Linked DNA regions of Homo sapiens: region 2 is linked to region 1. A link is a contact called in ENCODE POLR2A ChIA-PET data. All regions are on one chromosome and are shown on one strand. Each heading gives the region's core, a stretch centred on a gene start or an enhancer-like site at or near the end of the contact. The rest is flanking DNA. Distances are from core to core; before and after follow the strand shown. Region 1 holds the start of AFTPH-DT (AFTPH divergent transcript). Region 2 overlaps SPRED2 (sprouty related EVH1 domain containing 2).

Evidence for each region. ChIA-PET counts read pairs that join two places held with the same protein, here RNA polymerase II (POLR2A).
Region 2: POLR2A ChIA-PET joins it to region 1 with 13 read pairs in HEK293. The contact joins the enhancer-like site here to the promoter of AFTPH-DT in region 1. POLR2A ChIA-PET finds 5 or more read pairs at or near these places in 2 of 52 experiments (H1 and HEK293).

Annotation. Positions count from the first base shown.
Region 1 is chr2:64,519,857-64,525,946 of GRCh38, forward strand. It overlaps AFTPH-DT (AFTPH divergent transcript), which reads right to left and starts at 4,299. Exons shown (of 1, transcript NR_136167.1): 1 at 2,333-4,299. AFTPH (aftiphilin) reads left to right here and starts at 4,472. Exons shown (of 10, transcript NM_203437.4): 1 at 4,472-4,756. It overlaps MIR4434 (microRNA 4434), which reads left to right and starts at 5,657; the gene lies at 5,657-5,709. RefSeq lists enhancers at 4,029-4,248, 4,350-4,850, 4,851-5,351 and silencers at 4,449-4,608, 4,639-4,718, 4,729-4,978.
Region 2 is chr2:65,412,100-65,418,704 of GRCh38, forward strand. The region is part of intron 1 of SPRED2 (sprouty related EVH1 domain containing 2); the gene reads right to left. Among named protein-coding and RNA genes, the nearest start is that of SPRED2, 17 kb to the right of the region's middle. Within about 2 kb of position 4,997, at least 6 of the 41 ENCODE cell types and tissues checked have a DNase peak (open chromatin) inside an H3K27ac peak, as active enhancers do.

The sequences.
Region 1 (6,090 bases), core at 3,049-5,548:
TTTTGTCATGACTCACTGCAAGGTTTCCACTTCTCTTCACCTTGAAATAAGGGACAAAAGTAGAAATAGAGTTATCACTTCCACAGTGCCCTGAGGCCAATCTCCTTCAAAATAAAGGAGACTTTTCTCCTGAGAGACAAGTTGCTCAGAAAGGTCATGTTTTCTCCAGGTGATCAGGCTGAATTTCACAACATAGCAGGTTGATAGTGGAACCATTATAGCACATAATGAGCCCTTCAAAGCTTTGCTCAGAGCCAAAAGAGAGGCTTGAAGACTAGAATAAAGAAGAAGGTTGGGCTGCAGCTCCCTTCAGGAGAACACTCCATCTATATTGCTCCATATGTGGTAAGCCCATGAGTGGGTACAGGTTCAGTCCTTGGGGCTGTGAAGTGCAAGATCAAGGTGCCAAGAGATTTGGTTGTTTGGTGCGTGCTGTTCTCTGCTTCCAAGATGGCACCTTGTTGTCAAATCCTCCAAAGGGGGTGGAACGCTGGTCCTCATGTAGCAAAAGAATATGTCTAGATAAATCTAGGAAATTAGTTTGAGGTCTTTGATTTAAATGTTACGTATTCAGGTCAATTACCACTACCAGAAGCCCATCCTTCAAAAGTTTTTCGTTGGAAAGTTCTATAAAATTTGTTAGAACTTTATATACAGAATTTGAGCCTTTAAAAAATTTGCTGAAAAAGTTTCAGCACCTTTAGAAATAATGTAGTCAAACAGCAGTTTCTTCCCTACCTCTCCAATTTTATGGATAAAATTAATACTGTCTTAACAGGTTAAGACATATTAAATATTGAAATATTCAATATTTTCCCTGATACATTGAATATGTCCATAAAGTTCTAGATATCCAGTACTCCAGGAAGTACTATAACACCAAATTGTAATTTTTATTATTTATGCAATAAATTTGATAAGCAAATCCAAGAAAGATCAGTGGGAATGATTAAGAAACAAAATCTCTGTTGCTCATCACACTTTGGGAAAGTCGCTCATTATTATTATTATTATTATTATTATTGAGAAGGGGTCTTGCTCTGTCAGCCAGGGTGGAGTGCAGTGGCGCAATCACAACTCACTGCATTCTTGACCTCATGGGCTCAGGTGATCCTCCTACCTCAGCCTCCCGAGTAGCTGGGACTACAGGAGCATGCCACCTCACCTGGCTAATTTTTTGTAAAGATGGAGTTTCACCATGTTACCCAGGCTGGTCTTGAACTCCTGGGCTCAAGTGATCTGCCCACCTCGGCCTCCCAAAGTGCTGGGATTACAGGCGTCACCCATCATGCCCAGCCTAATAACCTATTTTTATAGAACTGTATGAAGGACATATTTCAAGAGGTAGTGGTGACATAATACCTGTAATCCCAGCGTTTTGGGAAGCCAGGGTGGGTGAATTGCTTGAGCCCAAGAGTTTGAGACCAACCTGGGCAACATAGTGAGACCCCATCTCTACAAAAAATAAAAAAATTAGCTGAGCGTGATGACATGCACCTGCAGTCCCAGCTACTTCGGAGGCTGAGGTAGGAGGATCCCTTGAGCCCAGGAGGTTGAGTCTGCAGTGAGCCGTGATGGCACCACTGCACTCCAGCCTGCGCAATGGAGGGAGAACCTGTCTCAAAAAAATAAAAATATAAATAAATAAATAAATAAATAAAATTTTAAGTAAATGTTTAGATACAGAAAGGACCTTGGCGATTATCTGGTGCATATTTCTTAAGCTGTGGTTCAAAGACCCTCTTCTGTGAATGAGCTTTAGGATGAGAAATTTGAGTGTCTGTGGATACAAGCATTTTTCTATAGAAAGAGCCAAAGCTTTTACCGTATTCTTAAAGAGATACATGTGCCAAAACATTATTTGTCCTAAGAGGGTTGAGAACCTGTGATCTGACTGTATTCTCTCATTTGTTATATAAGGAGACTGAGGTCAAGAGAGGTTGAGTAACTTATACAAAATCATAGTGACAACAGAACTGGTCATAGACCCAGGTTCTACGCATATTGCTTTTCCAGAACACCAACACATTGCTGAGGTTTTGTTCTTGCTTGTCTGTTAATTTCTTACACAATATAAAATGAATTAAACTGTTTTCACTTTTTATTCTTTCCATCTTTTTTTCCCCTCTTAATTATCATTCACTGCTGGTTGGTAAGGAGGTGGTAAAATTAGTGCACTCATATATTGCTGGTGGCATTCTAAATTAGCAGTCTCTTGGAAAATAATATGAGATGATAAATTACCAATAAAACATTCATTGCCTTTTCGCTTAGTAACTTTTATACTGAGAAAAAAAATTCTAAAATTGAACAAAGCCACACACACAAAATGTTCATCTAAGTATTATTTTATAATACTGAAAACTATCCATATAGTGGTCATTCCATTGACTACTAAGCAGCCAATTAAAATTAAGGTTTTACATTAAACGATGGGTGGAAATGCTTACAACACAAAAGGGACACAAAATCTACTTAAATTATGATTACAAGTTTGTAAAAAGTACGCACAGGAAAAAAAAACTAGAAGTAAATACAACAAATGTTAACTGGTAATTTTTTTCTTCTTCTTTTCTTGATGCCAAATCTTAGGTAATGCAGTTATGGCCATAATTTTTAAAAGGTAAATAAAAACAATACTATCATTGACTCCAAATGAAATGGACTTTATATTTCCCACAGATTTATCACCTTAAAAACACTCAAATACTTTCCCTTTGTAATAAAATGTCATGAGCATTAGGGCACTGTCTTCGGAATTACATGTAAGATTACCAATTACAAGTTAGTTGGCCAAATAGGTACTCAATTTCCCTATTACAAAATTGTAAGCTGATGGGGGGTGTGCAATTTAATTTAATTTTTTTTTAGACAGGGTTTCACTCTGTCGCGCAGGCTGGAGTGCAGTTTAAATTCATTTAGTTTAAACATGTTCTTAGTGTAGGGTCTGCTTTAAGGTCTAGTCATATGTTCTTATTTTGATATTTCTGTTTAGTAGAGCTGTAAAATGAAAACAAGCATGTGTTCGTTTAAAATCAATTTCTAGTTTCTACACACACACAAATTCAAGCTTGCACACGAGCTAAACCAGCAGGGGGCGAAATACAATAGGCATAAATTTGACAAGCCATATAGATTTTTCTTACTTTAGTGACTGAGCAATAACACAAAATCCAGCATAACCACAAAGCAATTGATACTCCCATTTAAAGTGATGCAGTCTCCGTATATCTTACAGCGATTGAATAGTAAAGAGACAAATGCGGGTCCATTGGAGCGCTCCGAGTTAATTTGTCTAGAACATTGCAGAGGCGGGATAAATCGTGATGAACTGCTATTGTCCTTATCTTTCTCCTGATTTGTATAATTCCTCCACCCAAAGGGGTGGACACTTCTCTGTGCCTGAGGGGATGTTTTCCATTCTTGTTTCTTTGCGTAACTGCTGAGCTTTGCTGTTTTGGAACTATTTTAAATTATTCAAATTACTGATGCAGACGTTTGGCAAATATGGGCAGAATGAGGGGCCGGCGGGGGTCATGATTTGTAGGACCCCGGGCTCATCATCCGAGACAGTAATCATAATCCTGTAGCCTTGTAGTCTGATTGTTACACTGGCAGGTGTTCTAACAGATATTCATTGTAAAGGAGGAGGAAAGGTAATATTTTTATTACCTTTATATAAATAACAGTTGATTATATAAATAATCAACTGTTCAGGACTGATGATGGAAACAAAATCGGTTACGACCTCTGTTCCAGAAATGCGTTTGAATGCATAAGTTTATGGTGATCTCTTTAGCTTCACTAGATATTCTCCGTAAGGGTCTATGAAAAACGACCACCTTCTCCATCCATTAGCCAAATTCCGGACTACTATTTTCTTGTCGGTCTCGAAGACGATTTGTCAGTTTGGCGGCTGCTTTCCCACCTTAAATTCTATTTATCGCAACCTCTTGTTATTTGTTAAATATCAGCTTCTTCCTCTGTCGGCATAAATTTAAAAAGAGGAAGAGACAGGCTGTGAATGAAAAAGTCGTTTTTCGGGGCGAAAAGGGCAAGCTGACGAATGCTCTCTAGTAGGTTTTTGGTAAAAATGTGGTTCTATATTTCCAAACCTTTACAATTTTATTTGGAGAGCAAGAGACTTAATCCGGTCTTGAGCTGAACGTTAACCGGCTGAAAGGAGCACCTGTCCTTCGCCAGGAGCGCAGCCTCAACCGGCGCCTGAGTGCGGGAAGACGTCTATCCCCCTACAGCTCTATGACTCGCAAGGAAGTAAAAGGAAAGGGCAGCTTGCCCGCACCCAAAATGGCGGTCGGCGCTCTGCACGACAGCGCCTGCGCAGGGATAAGCGTTCTGTGACACCAATTCCCCTGGAGTGTCCTCCCCCACCCCACAGCACCCACCAGCGCCCGGTCCCGACCTAGCCACCTGCGCCCGGAAGTGACGTGTCGGCGGCAGCGGTTCCCCCGCTGCATGATGGGAGAGTGTGTGGAGTGGGCGGGGGGTCTCCGCGGAGGAGGTGGAGGAGGCGGCGGCGGCGGCGGAAGAGGGCGGAGGGTAGTGGGATGGGGGTCCCGCGGCAGCGGTGAAACTCCGGGTGGGCGTCCATGGTGCTGCTGCGCTGACAGGGCTGTGAGCAGCCGGCCTTCCGCTCTCACCAGTTCCGCGTCGGAATAGACGGTCCTTCCCCGGGGAGTCAGTTCCTCCCCGGGCCCCTGAGCCATGCCCATCGCAGCCGCCCCGAAGGAGCCAGGTAAGCGCCGCCGCTCCGCTCCCCTAGCTGCGCCGGGGAAAGAGGGTGCGGGGACCAGGCCCGGCCCAGCAGCCAGACCCTCACCCGGGCCGGGAGCATCTGCCCGCCGCGGAGCCGGGAGCTGTGAGGACGGAGCTGGCTCTGCGGGCCTGCGGGCTCCCGGCTCTGCTCTCTTCTGCGGCGAGTGCGGGAACGCCGCTGGTGGCGCCCGAAGCGCACGGCCCCCTCCTCGCCATCCCGGGCACCGGCCGGGTAAGTGGGAGTCCTTCCCTCCCCGGCCACCGCCGGCTCTCCCTGCCCCTTTGCTTCCACCTCCCAAAGCTCCGCGCTGGCTGCGTTCTCCAGGGAGCTGTTCAGAAGTTTGGGGCTTTGCTTGGGCTTCTTCGCTCTCCTTCCCCCTCCCTCGTGACAGGTGTAAACACTGCCTCCTTCACCGAGGCCCGAGGCTGGCCGCGACCTGAGTGTGCTGCTTCCAAGGGTCTCTGAAGCAAGCGAATTTGGAATCCTCCAACAGGCAGAGGGGACAGCCCCAAAGCTCACGCATCCCTTCCTCAGAGTACCTTTTCTGCTGTCTTCTTGCACTCTTCAAGAAATTATCTGCGTCTCCTCTCCAGTTTGCGTTTGAAAAGTTGGACCATATTCCTTAAGTGCCTGGTTTGGCAGGTGCTGCGTCTTGCTTGGGGCAGAGGCAGAGTATGGAGTGAGGGGTGGTAGGGTCCTTGCTCTATTAGGAAAGTAATGGGGATAGCAAGGTTTTTTTTTCCTTGTTGCTTTGTGCAAGTTATAGCTTGGTTATACTGAATCTTTTCTGTTGGGGCCGAGGGAAGAACTGACTCATACATGTAAATTTTTTACTGGGCGGGGGGATGAAACAAAAGTAATGGTTCCGTTTCAAAGTTCTCACTTTAGGAGAAGTAAAGTAGAACTTTGGTTTTCAACTTTTCCTACAGTGTAAGTCTTCCTTCCACCTCCTATTCCGAGGATTTTATTTGGTGGAGGGGAGACACAGAGTTTATCTTTGATGCTACACTTAATTGTTGCTTTCAGTTAACCTCTTAGACATTAAAATATATGCTAAACTCTAGGGACAACAAATGTTTCAACATTATTATGTTAATATAATTAACACAGTCACGTACATTTTATATGCTTTACCAGTTTAAATGTTGGCTTTTTTAGTAGTCATTTTTAACACTTCGCAGAGGTATATTTGTTTAAACAAAGTATCTGTGGTAGTCTCCTAAATTTTGTTCATAAAGATATTTCACATGGATTAAAAGACAGATCTTGTGTAAAACATCTAGCCCAGTAAATGGCACCTAGCAGATATTCAT
Region 2 (6,605 bases), core at 3,747-6,246, 890 kb after region 1:
CTGGGCGACACAGTGAGACTGTCTCAAAAAAAAAAAAGAAAAGAAAGAAAGAAAAAGAAAAAGAAAATGAACAGCAAGGATGCAATGACAATTTAGGAGGTGAATCTCAAACTGTGGATGTAGGCAGAGGAATCACCTGGAGATAATTTCAAAAACGCAGATTCCCTAGACCCCATACTCATGGAGGCAGATTCAGGAGGCCTGGGTGGGCAGCAGACACTGGAGTACTGACTCTGAGTAGGTGGCCTAGGACCAGCTTCAAGAAAAAATGATTTTGAAACCATCCCTACAGGGCTGACAAGAATTGCACGCCAGATTCTGGACAGAAATACAGTTGTAATTAAGGACTAATTGGGCTGCACTCTGGCCCATTTCCTTGTTGCTAAAAGTCACCTAGCACTAGATATTGACTATTTGCAATCCCATTGTTCCTAGAGGTAGATTTCTGGCAACAGGGTCATATGACTGTTTAAGAGTGGATTTGCATCCCTGTTGTTCCTATAGACTGGATCTCTGACATTAGTCAGAGGCTTTTGTTTAATGATCCTTTGTTTTTCAGCAACCAGTTTGAAGACCCCCCACCCCAAGAGGAATGAGATCAGTATGAGAATACAGCTTCTTCATCTCCTTGCCCTGAGACTTTATGCTGCACTCTTTAATCAATCAATGATCTTCACATTTTGGCCCACTCCAAAACCCTTAAAAATCCTAGTCTCAAACTCCACAGGAAGATGGATTTGAAGTTTCCTCCCATGTCCTCATTTGGCAGTCCTACAGTTAAACTTTTCTCTGCTGCAACCCTGTGTCTCATTGCATTGACTTGCGTGCACATCAGCAACTGACCTATTATGGTTACAATTTTGGCACTATAAGCAGATCATTCACCTTCTTCCCCACCAAAGAATACCACCCAGGAATTCAAAGACCAGAGTCCTTCACCTATAAGTGGGCTGATCCTTGGAACAGTGGGGAACTCCTTTCCCCATCCTTGCCTCAGAACCAATAAATTGTCCAGCAAGTGACCATACTGACACCAAGAGGACCTTCTTTTTTGCCTACCCCTCTCAAGGGGAGAGATGTTTCTCCTCTAAGGCCCAGGTGCTGATGGTGACCAACATACTTTCAAGAGAAAACCAGTGGTGCAGGCTCCATTAAGGACAGCATGCATTTTTTCCATGCCAACAGCCTGGAGCCTTTACCCTGACGGTGGCCTCAAAGCCACCCTAGACTGCACAGGGAGGCCAGCCAATACCCACAGTGCCTAAGAGGCTGAGGCCTCTGGAAAAGCATCTCATTTCTGGGTTCCCACGTTATGAAGAGATGTGGCTGTATCTGTCCACTGATCAGGAAACCAGGATAATGTTTGGCCAACAGAAGAGAAGAGAGGAAACCCTCTGTGTTGTGTTGTCTGCAGGGCGGTCAAAACAACAGAGAATTGGTTATCGCTGCTGCAGAGGGCAGTGGTTCCACAGAAGAACTTGCTGACGATTAGAGCTGCATACCCAAGTCACCGTGCAAGTGGGACCCAGGCATTCCACATCAAGCACACATCTAAGCATAAGCTGCAGGGCCAGCCAGTGTGGTAAGACAGGGCATCCTTCTCAGCTCCCTTGATTGGCATATTTTCTGATCCTGTGTTTCAGTCCCTGGGGGGTCTGAGTGCTTCCATCACAAATAGCCCTAACTCCAAAGCTTATCAGAGTGGTTCATCAAGACATTTGTTTTTTCTACTGAACATACAGACTGCCAAATGTGGTGACTTAAGTATTCCCAAGGCCAGAAAGCGTCAAATCTATAAACAGTTTATGAATGAGTATAAATTTTCAACAATCAAGAATGAGTACTTGTTGGTAAGAGTTAGTGTGTGTAGTTTTATTGAAAAAGTCACAAAAAACTCTAAGTTGTTAACATTCCCACTCTAGGGATATACCGTCCCAGAAAATGCTAACAATCCAATTTACACCAACATGCTACTAGTAAAACTACTTAAAGAGAGAAACATTAAGTCTTAAAAAAATTAAAAAGGTGGGAGGCTGAGCATTTTCAAAGAACAATTTGTTTTTTCACAGGCATGCATGACAGCACATACTCATTCTCAAACATGTTTGTTTGAATTAAGTGATTCTTAATTTCATCTGCTAAATGCTGAATTGTCCCTTCTCCAAATAGGGGAAAGGAGGAAGGGCTGCCTTGCTTGGTTTTTACACGTGTGTGAGTACTACATTTTTCACATTATCATCGCCTATCATCAGTATAACCTCTGAAGCTAATATTCCTGCTGCCTTTGAGAACCACGGAGTATCATCGCCTATCATCAGTATAACCTCTGAAGCTAATATTCCTGCTGCCTTTGAGAACCACGGAGGCTGTGAATGTGAAGTACTTGCCCAAGGGCCTATCAGTTGTCATGGAGGAGTCTTTCTTCAACCTTGGTCCCCTGAATGTCTGGGAAGGGGCCATCATTCCCACCACCCACAACTAAGACCCAGCTCTGCTGTTTGCTCTACTGCCAGGTCATTCAGACTTCTACAGCATTCTCAGAGGTTCCAACCCCTTGTCAAGATGCATTAGTACTATAGAAAGTAATGTACATGCTTGGTGAACTGCAGGAACCTTAAGGAGATGCAAGACTTTGGCCATTACTGGAGTAATCTCAAAGTTGATCTTCTTTAAATTTCTGTGAAGGGAGCTTTTGGGGCGGGACAGGGAGAACAGAGTTGCAGAGGGGACTAGGCAGGAATTGATTGGGAGCTAGAAATCTATAAATAAGGATGTAAAAGCCAGATAGTTGTGTCCAGGATTCCATTTTTCAGGAGGGAAGTGTTTCTCTGAGTCATTAGTTGACTCTATCCCGTTTAAAAAAATTTTTTTTTGTTTTGGTAGACACAGAGTCTTGCTATGTTGCCCAGGCTGGTCTTGAATTCCTGTTCTCCTGTCTTAGCTTCCCAAACTATTGGGATTACAGGTGTGAGCCATCACAACTAGCCTAAACAAAATGTTTTAATCATACTAAAATATACATAACATAAAACTTACCACTTTAACCATTTTTATACAATTCAGTGGCATTAAGTACATTCACGCTGTTGTGTAAGACTCTGTCCCATTTTTATGTATGCCCTTCACATTTTCTCCTAAGACATTAAAACAACTTTTGGGCCTTCCCCACATTTGCATGCAGTGCCACACTTGTGGGTGACAAGATACAATCTTAAAACCTGGCATCAGTCTTTGTTAGAGACATCTGTTTTAAGTCAATGTATTTTCATTTCTAGGTAAAAGCATATGATTTTATAGCTCTGCTTTCCTTTAAATTCAAGCAAATACCAATCCTATGTTAACAAAGTTTTGTTAAAAAAAAAAAAATTCAAATATAAGGAATTATTCCTGTTCCCTGCAAAGTAACTGGCCCCCACTCCACCAAAAAGGGGCAACATTTTAAAACACCTCTATATTTACTGCTTTAACCATTAAAATAGCTAAATTCATATCCTAAAGACATCTGTGTTACATCACCAAGGAAAATTTCTGAAAACATTAATAGACCTTTTAAAGTTTCAGCCGAACCTTTTAAAATAAAAATAAAAACCAGTTATAATTTTGGACTGCTGTAGGTGATTTTTTTTTTATTTTTTAATTTTTTTTATTCAAAGCGACTCTTTGGATCAACAATTAGAATTTATTTTTTATTGGCTCTTACAATTTGCTTCACATGTAACATCCATTTGGTATATGCCTCCCTGGGAGGTTATTGGTCATCTAATTTGAAATGAGAAAGAACAAAGGGCGAAAGAAAAGGAGCAACATTCCTCTCCTCAGCTCACTAATACGAATGTGTGTCACCTTTTAAATACCACCCAGTATGACAGATTAATCGGAATGAATTAATAGGCAGAAGAGAGAGAGGAGGATCTTTAAAAAGACTAAATGCTCCCTGGTCAATACTGCCCAGGTTGGTTGCAACCTTCTAGGTTTGATTTGGGTGTTGCCCCTTCTAAATCCCGGATTAGCTAAAGCATGTTAGAATCTCTTGGATTATTAAAATACCAACTCGGGAGGATGGGAGGATGGGGGTGACATTCAGATTCAATCGGTCTACGGATGAGAAAGGTTAAGATGGGAGAGATGAAGAGTGTTGTTTCTCCTTGGTGACATCCCCAAGCAACCTCAGATATGCTCTTCCTTGGGGCCTCTGGTTTTGTTGCTAAATTGTCCTTGTTGAGACAGTTGGGGGGGTGTATATTTCAGGCTGCATGCCAACCAACACACTGCCCAGGGACGGGATGGGAAATGAACCACACACATCTAGTTCTCCTGGTCACTGTTGTACTGCTCCATCCTGAACAAGAGAGTGTGGAAGAGTGGGTCTACAGGTAAGCCATTATAACCAAACTACCCTCACAGTTTAGCCTCACAAGGGATCCTTTATGCTAAGAAGAATGCCCAGCTGATGGGGATTAACAAGAAAAGCAGAGGGGAGGGGGGTCGCTGGAAGCCCAAGAGAAGGAAATTTTTTAAAAAATACAAGTTTCCTGTCCTACACAAGCAGTATGAATTTTGTTATCCCAACGGGAGTCCTGATGGTAAAATCTAGTTTCAAAGTAGGATGGGGAAATGGATCAAGCCTTACCATGGCAAAGCTGGGTGGGACCTCCTAGGCGTCTGTGGGACCTTGGGCTCTCCGGATACTGTGTCTTGGTTTGGGGACTATTTTCATTCTGTCTCAAGCCTAGGTTTGTAGATGCCCTTGGCCATGATACTTACTAGCTGTGTGATTCAGTACAGAGGACAAGCCCCACTTTATTCGGAGTTAACCTATGGTGCAGTGGCCTTAGAAAAACTTAAGAGTAAAAAGCTACCATAAAAAATGCTGGTTATATGTATGACCAGACGGTCAACTCCTCCTTCTTCTCTCTCTTTGCTATAACAGCACCTGTTGGCTTCTAAGTGCACAGAGTTCTCACAACAATGTGCCAAAACCGCCACCCTTCCCATCCTGGCACCCACCTCCCCCCACCCCAGGAGACCTGCATATCAGATATTACTTCCTGCTGTCTATGACCACACCACCTTGGCAGTTAACATCAAAAGCAAACACATGGGGAGAACAGAAGGCACTGGAGCAGCGGGGGAAGAACAAGCATAGGTAATGTTTCATAAACATTTTTCTGGTGCCCAGGTGCAAAAACCTTGGAACTTCACATGTATTTCAGCTGATCATCTAAGGACCCACCTTCTCTCTCCCAGGATAGTGAGCTGAAGGCCCTTCCCTGCCTCCACTCCCAGTGCTCCTGTACCTGGAACACAGACATGCGGAAACCAAAGCTTAAGACCCCTACCTACCATGTTCAGGAGAGCTACACAAGAAGAGCATCTGGGAAGCTCATCTACCTCCACCTCATGCAGGGTGTGACCAAGGCTAGCCATCTGTTCAATGCTGGTGGTTCAACATCTACCTGGGCCACCTTTATCTCAATTAATTTCCACCATCTTTTTCCTATCTCCTGAGGGTTCAGTAACTCAAAGCAGTTGTCATGAATGTTTAACACAGTACCCAAAACAGGCCTGGAACCAGATGATATCTCACTGATCTAGCCCAAACTAACTAGCTTTGTGACCCTGAGTTAGTCACTCAGCCTCTCCAGATTGCAAATTATGTGTAAAAAAGAGGGAGCTGAGCTCGTATTTTCCTAAGATCCTCTCTAGTTCTAAAAGGTTATGGTCAGATGGAAACCATTTTACTTCAGCGAGAAAGGGCAAAGCATTCACCACTTCACTGACGAGTGCTGTGAGAAGTAACAATACTGAAACCAAACAAAAACAAAACTTCACTTGGGTTAATTCTAGGCTGTATGTCTGATTTACAAAATAAGTTGGCTAATTTTGTTCTGAATTTCACAGCCCCCTTGACCATCTTCCCCAACAACTATCTCTTCACAATATATGTTTCTATATCCAGGCTCACTGCATTTAACTAAAGTCAGAGAGAAAAATCCAGCTGAGATCTGTCAGACAGAATTATTAGTGGTCTCCCTGACTCCAGCCTAGCCTGCACTCTCTAACTAATCTGTTTGATTCTACCAACATATCACTTCATCGTCTCTTTGTTTCAAAGCCTCAACCAGCTCTGTTCTACTCAAAGAACAAAAGTCCAAATACGTGCTTTGTCAGCCTGGCTGGTACTCAATATCCTCCCAAATTTAGCCTCACCTGACTTGACTGGCTTTCTCTGAGCTCCCCCAGCATAAACTCAGACATGGAGTGTCCCTATCTGTGGAAGAAACCTTTGGACATGAGATGTCTCCTCTCCACCTTGCTGACCTGTCTCCTCCCCTAAATACTACCATCATCCTTTTCTGAGTCCTCAAAGACTCAAGACTCACCTTGTCGGAAGTGAACTCTCCCCTGGCTGGTGCAGTGATAAATATTTCTTTCTTTCTTTCCTTTTTCTTTCTTTCTTTTTTCTTTTTTTTTGACAGGGTCTCACTTTGTTGCCCGGGCTGGAGCATACTGGCACGACCTTGGCTCACTGCAACCTCCGTCTCCTGGGTTTAAGTCATTCTCATGTCTCAGCCTCCCAAGTAGCTGGGACTACACATGCACGC